2 separate regions of the Homo sapiens genome follow, and region 2 is linked to region 1. The links are chromatin loops, found by intact Hi-C in ENCODE. Cell type or tissue: Calu3. All regions are shown on one strand. Each heading gives the region's core, and the rest is flanking DNA. Links, peaks and the distances in the headings are about the cores only.

Region 1 (5,386 bases), core at 257-5,256:
GCACTCAGTCCTGTATATGCTATTATCAGTGAGAAACAAGACTGGGCTATAGATTTGTTGGTATTAGAGAAGAGAGGTTGATTACTTCTTGAATCCTCTAGGATTTTTCCTTTATGGATACATGTGTTGGACTACTTTGTAAGTTTTGCTTCAATTATCCTCCAACTGTCCCATTTTCCTACTCTACTCGTGGCTCCCACTTCTGCTTCTTCTGCACCTCAGTAGAACAGGAGCAGCCTCCCAGGGCATGGCAAGTTCATTTGGCTTGGCATGGGCCCTGGACAATGGGTCTTGCCTTCAGGTGGTGTGACTTCTTGGCTTGGTGAATAGAAAATGCCATCCTAGGCCGGGCGTGGTGGCTGACACCAGTAATTCCAGCGCTTTGGGAGGCCGAGGCTGTCGGATCACCTGAGGTTAGGAGTTCGAGACCAGCCTGGCCAACATGGTGAAACACCATCTCTACTAAAAATACAAAGATTAGCCAGGCATGGTGGTGCACATCTGTAATCTCAGCTACTCGGGAGGCTGAGGCACGAGAATCACTTGAACCCTGGAAGCAGAGGTTGCAGTGAGCCAAGATGGCACTACTGCACTGCAGCCTGGGCGACAGCAAGATTCTGTCTCAAAAAACAAACAAACAAAAAATGCCATCCTGGCTGCCTGTGCTGATCCTGAACAAGGTTTGGGGGCTAGAGCAGAGCAGACCCCTACGCATGTCTCCTTTGGTTTAGGGTCTTTGGGGAAGGGATGCTGCAGCCATTGGTGATTGGTGGTACCGAAACCCCAGCCTAGCGGCTTTGGGCTGACTCTGTGGGAAGCTGGTGTCAACTGTAAAAAGCTTCTCATCTGCAGTGCTTTGACAAGTACTTTCAGGAGAGTTTCTTAATTCTCTGAGCTCTAATTCCCTCATCTGAAAGGCAGAGTAGTAATAATTATGGCTTCTTAGAGTTTTTATGAGAATTGACTTAATTTCAGAGGCAGTAAACAGCCCAGGTAAGCTTGGCTTCGAGTGTGGAGTCAGGCCTTTCAATTCCTTTCCATCTGGAATTTTGGGTGGTGGGACATGGGAACAAGTTTCTTACCCTCTCTGTGCCTCAGTTTCCTTATTCCCAATAAGAGAATAATAATGGTACCTTCTTGTTATGGTTGCTGTGAGAATTGGATGAAATATTTTATGGGAAATGCTTTAAACTGTGACTGGTATTTGATTATAGCACTTAAAAAATACCTGTTGAGGCCGGGCGCAGTGGCTTACGCCTGTAATCCCAGCACTTTGGGAGGCTGAGGCGGGCAGATCATGAGGTCAGGAGATCAAGACAATCCCGGCTAACACGGTGCAACCCCATCTCTACTAACAATACCAAAAAAAAAAAAAAAAAAATTTAGCCAGGCTTGGTGGCAGGCGCCTGTAGTCCCAGCTACTTGGGAGGCTGAGGCAGGAGAATGGTGTGAACCCAGGAGGTGGAGTTTGCAGTGAGCCAAGTACACGCCACTGCACTCCAGCTTGGGTGACAGAGCGAGACTCCATCTCAAAAAAAAAAAAAAGCTGTTGATAAAAGAGGCCCTTGATGAATGTCTATTATTTAAATAATTACGTCCATGAAAAGTACTTTAACAGCATTAAAAAGTTAGTTATTGTGGGGCTGGGCGTGGTGGCTCACAGCTGTAATCCCAGCACCTTGGGAGGCGGAGGCAGGCAGATCACAAGGTCAGGAGTTCGAGACCATCCTGGCCAACATGATGAAACCCCTTCTCTACTAAAAATACAAAAATTACCCGGGCGTGGTGGCGCACGCCTGTAGTCCCAGCTACTTGGGAGGCTGAGGCACAATAATCACTTGAACCCGGGACGCGGAGGTTGCAGTGAGCAAAGATCGCGCCACTACACTCCAGTCTGGTGACAGAGCGAGTGAGATTCAGTCTAAAAGAAAAAAAAGTTATTGTGTTAAATTTTATTACATCCTCCATTATCCTTGCTGATTTTGTGTTCCAGAAATAATTACAACATTATCACACAAATCTAATCTCTGGGATCTAAATGAGAGGATCACACACTCAGATGGCTACAGGGGCGAGACAGGTCACACAAATAAATGAGGGTGCAAGCTCTGCGATGAAGGGTCCACAATCAGAATCAGATCTGTTAAAATAGGCTATGGCCAACTATTTCAATACCAGCAGTATCACTTGCAGATTCTTTCAGAGAAGCTGGAAATCTGAAATTTTTATTAATAGATGAGATTTCTGGGTTTATTAATGTTAGCAGTTTAACCAAAGAGTTTAGAAACACCTTGTTGGCTAAAGAAATGTATGTTTCAGGGGAGTGGCCTTGACCCACAGACCACCAGTTTAGAAATGCTGATCTAGACTACTGCAGATTAGTTTGTGAGACCAGCCAGAAATAGGATCCAGAAAGGTCAATATACATGGGAGAATGGTTAGAGCACCAGGAACCACTGGAGTGACAGGCTCAGGTGGGTGGATCCTCAGAAGCTGCTCTGGGGCAGGAGAAAGACTGGACTTGGGAGCAAGAAGGATGCTGAAAAGATGAAGCCCGTGACCGAAGGTGACCTGGGCATACTTGACAAGCTAATCTAGGGCTGGCCCCAATGCCACAGATATCTGTATTTTGAATACAGGTTGTTTTTACTTCCTTGGCAATCAGGTTACACAGAGGCAGTATTGTTCAATTCCTATGGCTTCCCGGGACCTGAATTGCACCTGCTGTGCATAACGATGGCATCATCCATAATTAGGCAATGACTTGCTTTTGTCTTGAGGCTTCTATGGGCCTTACCTGATGCAGGCATTCTGGAGGGAGTGTAAGTGGAAAGACTCTAGCAGAGTCAGGTAATATAATTCAGCACACTAAAGTGAACTATGGAACAGGTGCACATACAATGCAATAGCTCAGTTTCACTTTTAATGACTTGCATTATCACACAGCTATTTGGTTATCGTTTTCATAACTCAACAATCTCAAATTAAGACTTTACTATACTTATATAATGGTCTTCTATCCATGGGCAGAGACAAGCAAGGTACAAAATCAGGGGGGAAAATGAAGGCTAAATATGTATTACTAATATTCAAAATGAGAATCAAACATTTGTTATTTAAAAGTTATAGGACAATAGCAGTTGATGAGTGGTTCTTAACGGGGGCAATTTTACCACCACCAGGGGACATTCGCAATGTTTGGAGACATTTTTGGTTGTCACAACTGAGGGTAGCGTTTGCTACTGGCATCTAGTGGTAGAGACTGGGGATGTTTCAGAATATCCTACAATGTACAGGAAGACCCCCAACAATGATCAGCCCCAACATATCAACAGAGACAAGGTCAAAATAGTTCGAAATATGCAATAGTTTGAAAGAAAAAAATTCATCTGCATGTAACTTTAGAAATGAAACTAGGGCGTAAATTAAAGGCAGCCATGCATATGCACGTAAATTAAAAGGTTAAAGGTGTGCATATGTGTGACTGATTACAGCAAATTGCTGTCTCTTCATGAACTCTTAGCTGAATTAATCAAACCAATTATATATGTAGGAAGCAACCTACCTCCTCCGATAACAAGAAAATCATTTTCGCATGCAGCTTTAAGCACGTGGAAGGCCCCCAAAAGATGAATGTGCTGATGACATGCAGAGCAAAAATCATACGAAGAGGAAAAACTTGAAGAGCAAAACCTAGGGTCCTTGATCCTTCCAAGTGGACCCACCAATTGTGTCTTCTCCACTCATTGCTCCCAGTGTGTGGTAGAGTTGATCTCCTTTGACATCTTGCTTTACTAACAGATGCTTTAAATATAAAACAAGTTCAAAGACAGGTAAACAGAAGCTGAGGCTTTCATGCAGTAGAGTGTACTGTGGCTAAGTTATCTGTCAAGTACAATGTTTACTCAGTTGAGATACCTCTCAATTGAAGATGCGGGCCATTATTTCCTAAAGGGGAGTTCTACCCTGAAGTATAGTCTGAGCTGTTAAGGACAGAGGATAACATAAAATAGCTGAAAAGTTTGGGATATTGAGATAAAATGCTGAATTTCGTATTGAGATAAAATGCTGAATTTCATGAAGCATCTAATAGAAAAGAAGCAAGATTGAGGGTTTTAGGTTTTGCATTTTTTTTTTTTTGAGACTGTCATGCTCTGTCACCCAGGCCGGAGTACATTGGTGCTATAGTGGTGCTGTCACTGCAGCCTCCGCATCCTGGGCTCAAGCTATCCTCCCACCTCAGCCTCCCAAGTAGCTGGGACCACAGACACATGCCACCACCCCCAGCTAATTAAAATATTTTTTCTTTTGTGGATACGGGGTTCCCCTGTGTTGCTCAGGCTGGTCTCGAATCCCTGGGCTCAAATGATCTTCCCACCTCAGCCCCCAAAGTGCTGGGATTACAGAAATGAGTCACCGCACTCAGGCATTTCGATTTTACTGAAAAGGGGCAGGAGTGTGGGGCCTGGCTTTTAAATGAAATCTGTACACAAACTATTAAGGTAGGTATTCCCGCTTTCCTATAAAGTCTCATTATGTAGCCAGGGAAGTCATATTACCCAAAAGAACCCAACAGAAACCAAATCCAAACTGAAATATTTACACGGTTTTTTTTTTTTTTTTTGAGATGGAGTCTTGCTCTGTTGCCCAGCTGGAATGTAGTGGCGCAATCTTGGCTCACTGCAAGCTCTGCCTCCTGGGTTCAAGCCATTCTCCTGCCTCAGCCTTCCCAGTAGCTGGGACTACTGGCACTCGCCACCACGCCCAGTTAATTTTTGTTGTATTTTTTTTTTAGTAGAGACAGGGTTTCGCCACGCTAGCCAGGATGGTCTCGATCTCCTGACCCCGTGATCCATCCGCCTCGGCCTCCCAAAGTGCTGGGATTACAGGCGTGAGCCACCGCGTCCAGTCTTTTTTTTTTTCTTTTTTTTTTTTAACACAGTATCTTGCTCTGTCACCCAGGCTGGAGTGCAGTGGCGTGATTTCAGCTCACTGCAAACTCCACCTCCCAGGTTCAAACAATTCTCATGCCTCAGCCTCCCCAGTAACTGGGATTACAGGTGTGCACCACCACACCCTGCTAATTTCTGTTTTGTTTGTTTCTTTTTTTTAGTAGAGGTGGGGTTTCGTCATGTTGGCCAGGCTGGTCTTGAACTCCTGGCCTCAAGTGATCTGCCCGCCTCGGCCTCCGAAAGTGCTGGAATTACAGGTGTGAACCACTACACCCGGCCTACACAGGGTCTTTAAAAAGTCTTAATTGTTACACTTAATTGAAGTAGACATCCTTACGTTTTTTTTCCCAAGTTGGTGATCCTCTTTCATAGTTCCCATTATTAAACCTCTTTCTCTCTTTTGTTTCAGACAAAAATAGGAAGGGTTGGTATTT
Region 2 (5,386 bases), core at 129-5,128, 200 kb before region 1:
GTTTTAAATGTTCATGTGTAGTTTAAAAAATGCTTACTAAATCAATAGATATTGCCTCTTCTTATTTCTTATTATAGATTAAAAAACGGCTTTTGATTTTGTTGATTCTCATTCCTTTTTTTTAATACTTTGTTACTTTCTGCTCCTGTTCTTTTTTTTTTTTTTCTGAGATGGAATCTCTCTCTGTTGCCCAGACTAGAGTGCAGTGTAATCACCTCGACTCACTCCAACCTCTGCATCTGGGTTCAAGCAATTCTCCTGCCTCAGACTCCCAAATAACTGGGACTATAGGCACGCGCCACCACACCAGGCTAATTTTTGTATTTTTAGTAGAGACAGGGTTTCACCATGTTGGCCATGCTGGTTTCGAACTCTTGACCTCAAGTGATCCTCCTGCCTTGGCTTCGCAAAGTACTGGGATTTATTCCCACAAAATGAAATTCTAATAACTTTTTGCTGAATTCCACAAATGTTGGTATGTAACACATTTATTAGTATTCTCGTCTTACATATGCTGTCATTTCCATGGTGCCATCTTTTTAAAATTAATCCACAAATTATTCAGGATTACATTTTAGAGTTTCCAAATGTGTGTGTATATTACTTATTTTATTAGTACTTTTATTTACTCATTTTGGTATTTTTTATTGTTGAATTCTTATTTAGTTTCTTTTTTTTTCTTTTTTTTTTTTTCTTTTTTTGAGGAGGAGTTTCGCTCTTGTCACCCAGGCTGGAGTGCAGTGGGAAGATCTCAGCTCACTGCAACCTCCGCCTCCTGGGTTCAAGCAGTTCTCCTGCCTCAGCCTCCCGAGGAGCTGGGATTACAGGCACCCACCACCACGCCTGGCTAATTTTTTTTTTGTATTTTTAGTAGAGACGGGGTTTCGCCATGTTGGGCAGGCTGGTCTCGAACTCCTGACCTCAGGTGATCCGCTCGCCTTGGCCTCCCAAAGTACTGGGATTATAGGTGTAAGCCACCGCGCCCGGCCTTCTTTTTTTATTATTTAGTTTCAGTGTGACCAGAAAATGAGTATGGTCCATCTTTCAGGTGCCTATAAGTTCAAGAGTACTATATGTTTCTCTTACTTTTAAGTTCTTTCCTTTTTTATTTATATAATATTTTATGTAAAAATTAATGTATTTATATATAGTATAATATAAATTATATTTTGTCTAAAATCGATATTGCTATTCCAGCTTTTTAGGTTTATTATCTGATTACTGTTTGCATGAGACAAGTTTCTCCATCCCTTTAGTTTCAATTTATCTCATTGATTTCATTTTGTGTGTATTTTCTATAAGAATGCTATATGCTGGCCAGGCGCAGCGGCTCACGCCTGTAATCCCAGCACTTTGGGAGGCCGAGGCAAGTGGATCACCTGAGGTCAGGAGTTCGAGACCAGCCTGGCCAACGTGGTAAAACCCCGTCTCTACTAAAAATACAAAAATTAGCCGGTGGTGACACATGCCTGTAATCCCAGCAACTCGGGAAGCTGAGGCAGGAGAACTGCTTGAACCCAGGAGGCGGAGGTTGCAGTGAGCTGAGATCTTCCCACTGCACTCCAGCCTGAGCAACAGAGCAAGACTCTGTCTCAAAAAAAAAAAAAAAAAAAAAAGAATACTATATGCTATAGTCTGAATGTTATACCCCCACAATTTGTATATTGAAATTTAATTACCAATGTGATGGTATTAGGAGGTAGGCCCTTTCAGCAGTGATTAGGTCATGAGAGTGAAATCAATGTCTTTATAAAAGAGGCTCCAGGGATCTGCCTTGTCCTACCATGTGAGAACATGTCTAGAAGGCTCCATCTATGAACCACAAAGTGAGCCGTCACTAGAAAACCTGTCTGCTGTTGCCTTGATGATGGACTTCCCAGCTTCCAGAACTATGAGAAATAAATTTCTGCTGTTTATACAGAGTTGATGGTACTTTGTTACAGCAGCTGGAACAGACCAAGGCACTATGCCTAGAGTTTTTAAAAACTTAATCATACAGTCTCTTACTTTTTTATAGCAAGCTTACTCCATTTTCTAATTTTGTATTATTGATTGATTTAAAATGATTTCTACCCTCCTAGTTTTGATTTTCTGTTCACCTTCATTTGTCTTTCTTTTCTTTCCTTTTTTTAATAGTTTATTGAATTAGTGAAGCTTGCTATATTACCCCCTTTTGTTTTGGAAGTTACTTATAGTGTTTTCATTTTTTGACTATTTACCTTTAGTTGTCAACATACATATTCATCATATATTTTTCTAAATAATACAAAATGCTTAGTAATTTTACTTTTTTGTTCTGAACAACGGCAAAAAGTCCTTAGCACATATTAACTTCACATTTACATTTCCTCTTCAATTTATTATTATCTAGAGAGTTTTAGTTTTGTACTTCTTAGAGCACAACAAATAAAAATTGAGAATATTTTTATAGTCAATGGTTTATAAAGATTCATTTATACTTTATCAATTTCTGTGATTCCCCTCCTTATTTTGCGTTCCATATCTTTCCTCTACGTTTTTTATTTTCCTTCCTACTGAAGTATATTCTGCAATAATTATTTTAGTGAGGGTTTTCGTGTGGCTTTGGCTGTTGTATAGCATTGCATTTCCGATCAATTTCTGGTCCATGAAATAATTTATTTTGTTCTTCATCCAGACTCTCTCATAACAGTTTTCCCTTTTTATGGGATATCTGTATTTGCCACGGGTTTTGTGCAAGGGAAATAAGTTGAAAGGTTAACCTGTGGAGTCATCTTCAGTTGAAATCAGGGTTAATGACTGCTGAGTTCCTGGTCCTCAGAGGGAAGGACAGAAGCAGCTGAAAACAAACATAAATATGGCAACTTGCCTGACCTGAATGGAAAAAAAAAATTATGGGCAAATGCACATTTCAAAGGATATTTGGCTTTTCTCAGCTTTCTAAATTTTTGTTCTTTGTTCAATTCCTATCAATATTGGGGTGATAATGCTTGGTGTGCTGACCCCTGGTGGATTCAGTGAGTGCCAGTTTATGACAATTTTTGAAGGTGAAGTAGGTCTTATTCCAGTAGCCTGATTCAAATGCCGTAAGAGGCTAGGCAGGTTATATAAATGTGTCAGGTGACCCCATGTGACCATAGATCATGGTGCCAGTGTAGTGACAAATATGCCCTGTATATGACCATACACATGGCGCCAAGTGTTTTATGTGCCAAGTCACATAAAACCAATGGTAAAAAAAATGTTGGCAAAACACACACACATATGAACATTTGATTGGAGAGCTTGATTGGACCAATCAGTTTGGCCCAAACTACCTTGTTTAAGTTACACACAGAAAGGTTGTGCCCCTGCCCTGAGGTCTCACCCCAAGCTCAGTTTGTAAATTAATAACTAATGTTCTTTCCATGATCCACTCTTAATTTCCAAAAAAATAGTAACAACTAATCAATGCTACAGTGGGCTCTTTTTATAAACTACTATTAGACATTTGCTGACAAGACCCAATGGGAGAGAATATTATTCTTCAAGTGAATTCATGTATTATTGTCTGTGTTTTGAATAAAAACTTTGGTGGTATATATTATTTGGGAACTTGTAGAGCAAAATTTTCTCCTATAAAACATTAAATGTTATACTAATTAAGTATTTTTTCTCTAGCTTTTATACAGTCAACTTGAAGTTTAAGAACTTAAAATCAGATTCAAATCCTGATATGCTATATTTTTAACTGGGGAGCATGATTAGAATAAGAATGAATTATCTGAAAGTAGCAAGTACCAGTGGTTATCCAGAATCAAATATTTTATTTTGTCGAGGTTGGGAAAAATCCAAATTATATTTCTACTTTGGATATTTTAATTAATTTTAATTATGATTGTTAAAAGGCATTTAATCTTTTTTCCCCCTGGTTGATTTAAACTTACTTATCTAGTTGTTTTCCAGGACCTGTCTGATAGATACCTCACTTGGAAGCTACAGTGGCTTCCTATTACTTATCATGTTAAGTCTGAAATTTTCCACCTGCCAGTCCCCTCCAACATTCCATTTCTTTCTTTCTTTCTTTTTTCTTTTTTTTTTTTTTTGAGACGGAGTCTCACTCTGTCACCAGGCTGGGGTGCAGTGGCAGGATCTCAGCTCACTGCAACCTCTGCCTCCTGGGTTCAAACGATTCTCCTTCCTCAGCCTCACGAGTAGCTGGGACTACAGGTGCGTACCACCATATCCAGCTAATTTTTGTATTTTTAGTAGAGACGGGGTTTCACCATGTTGACCAGGATTACCTCGATCTCTTGACCTCATGATCCACCCGCCTTGGCCTCCCAAAGTACTGGGATTACAGGTGTGAGCCACCACGCCCGGCCCATTTCTTTTAACCACTGTATTTTTGGGTCTTAACTGTGCCACTCAAGACAATCAGACTGCTCTTCTCATGGGAAGGGCGTCCTGTTCTCAACCCTTGGCCTTCCCCATGTCTCACATGAATGTGAAGAAGTGGAGTGTGGCATCCCCAGGCAGATCTCCAATTCCATTTTCAAAGTCATCATAGATGGATTTCTTGGTTCTCATCTCTCCTTCGCACTCTCTTCCCTTAATACACTATTGTTCTCTCTTATCTGGTTCCTCTTACAGCCACTCAAGCTCCTGACAAAACTTTATGGTAGCATAAGAAACTTGAGGAATATGTGTGTGTGTGTGTGTGCATATATATATACACATATGTATACACACAAATACATATATATATACATATTTGCATATATGTTTAATGACATGAAATAATTGTCTAAAAGCAATCATAAAATTTAAAATAAAATATTAATACACAAATCCTTGGCTGAGCACAGTGGGTCACGCCTATAATCCCAGCACTTTAGGAGGCCAAGGCAGGCAGATCACTTGAGGTCAGGAGTTGGAGACGAGCCTGGCCAACATGGTGAAACCTCCTCTCTACCAAAAACACAAAAATTAGCCAGGGGTGGTGGCACGTGCCTGTAGTTCCAGCTACTTGGGAGGCTGAGGCAGGAGAATCACTTGAACCCGGAAGGCAGAGGTTGCAGTGAGCCAAGATCGCGCCACTGCACTCCAGCCTGGGCAACACAGAGAGACTCCATCTCAAAAAACATAACTAACTAACTAACTAACTAACTAAATAATTATATGGGACAATAACTCAAAAATACCACCATTTAAAAAAATCACATATACATACAAACTCTAACGTGTATAAATGCTGCCCATCCGTGACATTTACATACAAATTTTAATAGCTGTCTAAGGCAGTGTTTTCAAATTTTAGTGTGCAATAGAATACTTTGTGGATATTGTTAAATTTAAATATTCCCAGGCCCACCATTCAGAGATTCTGATTCAGTGGTGTGGGAAGAAGTCCAGACATCAGGGTGTT

Evidence for each region. Hi-C counts contacts between places; a loop is a spot of excess contacts. Peaks named below come from ENCODE experiments on the same cell type or tissue, not always from the same donor. Only the 100,000 strongest peaks of a DNase experiment are listed, where the experiment ranks them.
Region 2: a loop joins it to region 1, with 4 times the contacts of the local background. A loop is called at or near these places in 29 of 110 quality-filtered maps.

The regions. Positions count from the first base shown.
Region 1 is chr2:224,643,211-224,648,596 of GRCh38, forward strand. The region is part of intron 2 of LOC105373909 (a long non-coding RNA gene); the gene reads left to right. Among named protein-coding and RNA genes, the nearest start is that of CUL3, 61 kb to the left of the region's middle. In Calu3, for the core only: a CTCF peak has its summit at 3,248 (motif pointing left); a DNase peak (open chromatin) is centred at 2,731.
Region 2 is chr2:224,446,624-224,452,009 of GRCh38, forward strand. No RefSeq gene overlaps it. Among named protein-coding and RNA genes, the nearest start is that of FAM124B, 47 kb to the left of the region's middle. In Calu3, for the core only: a CTCF peak has its summit at 3,025 (motif pointing left); a DNase peak (open chromatin) is centred at 3,008.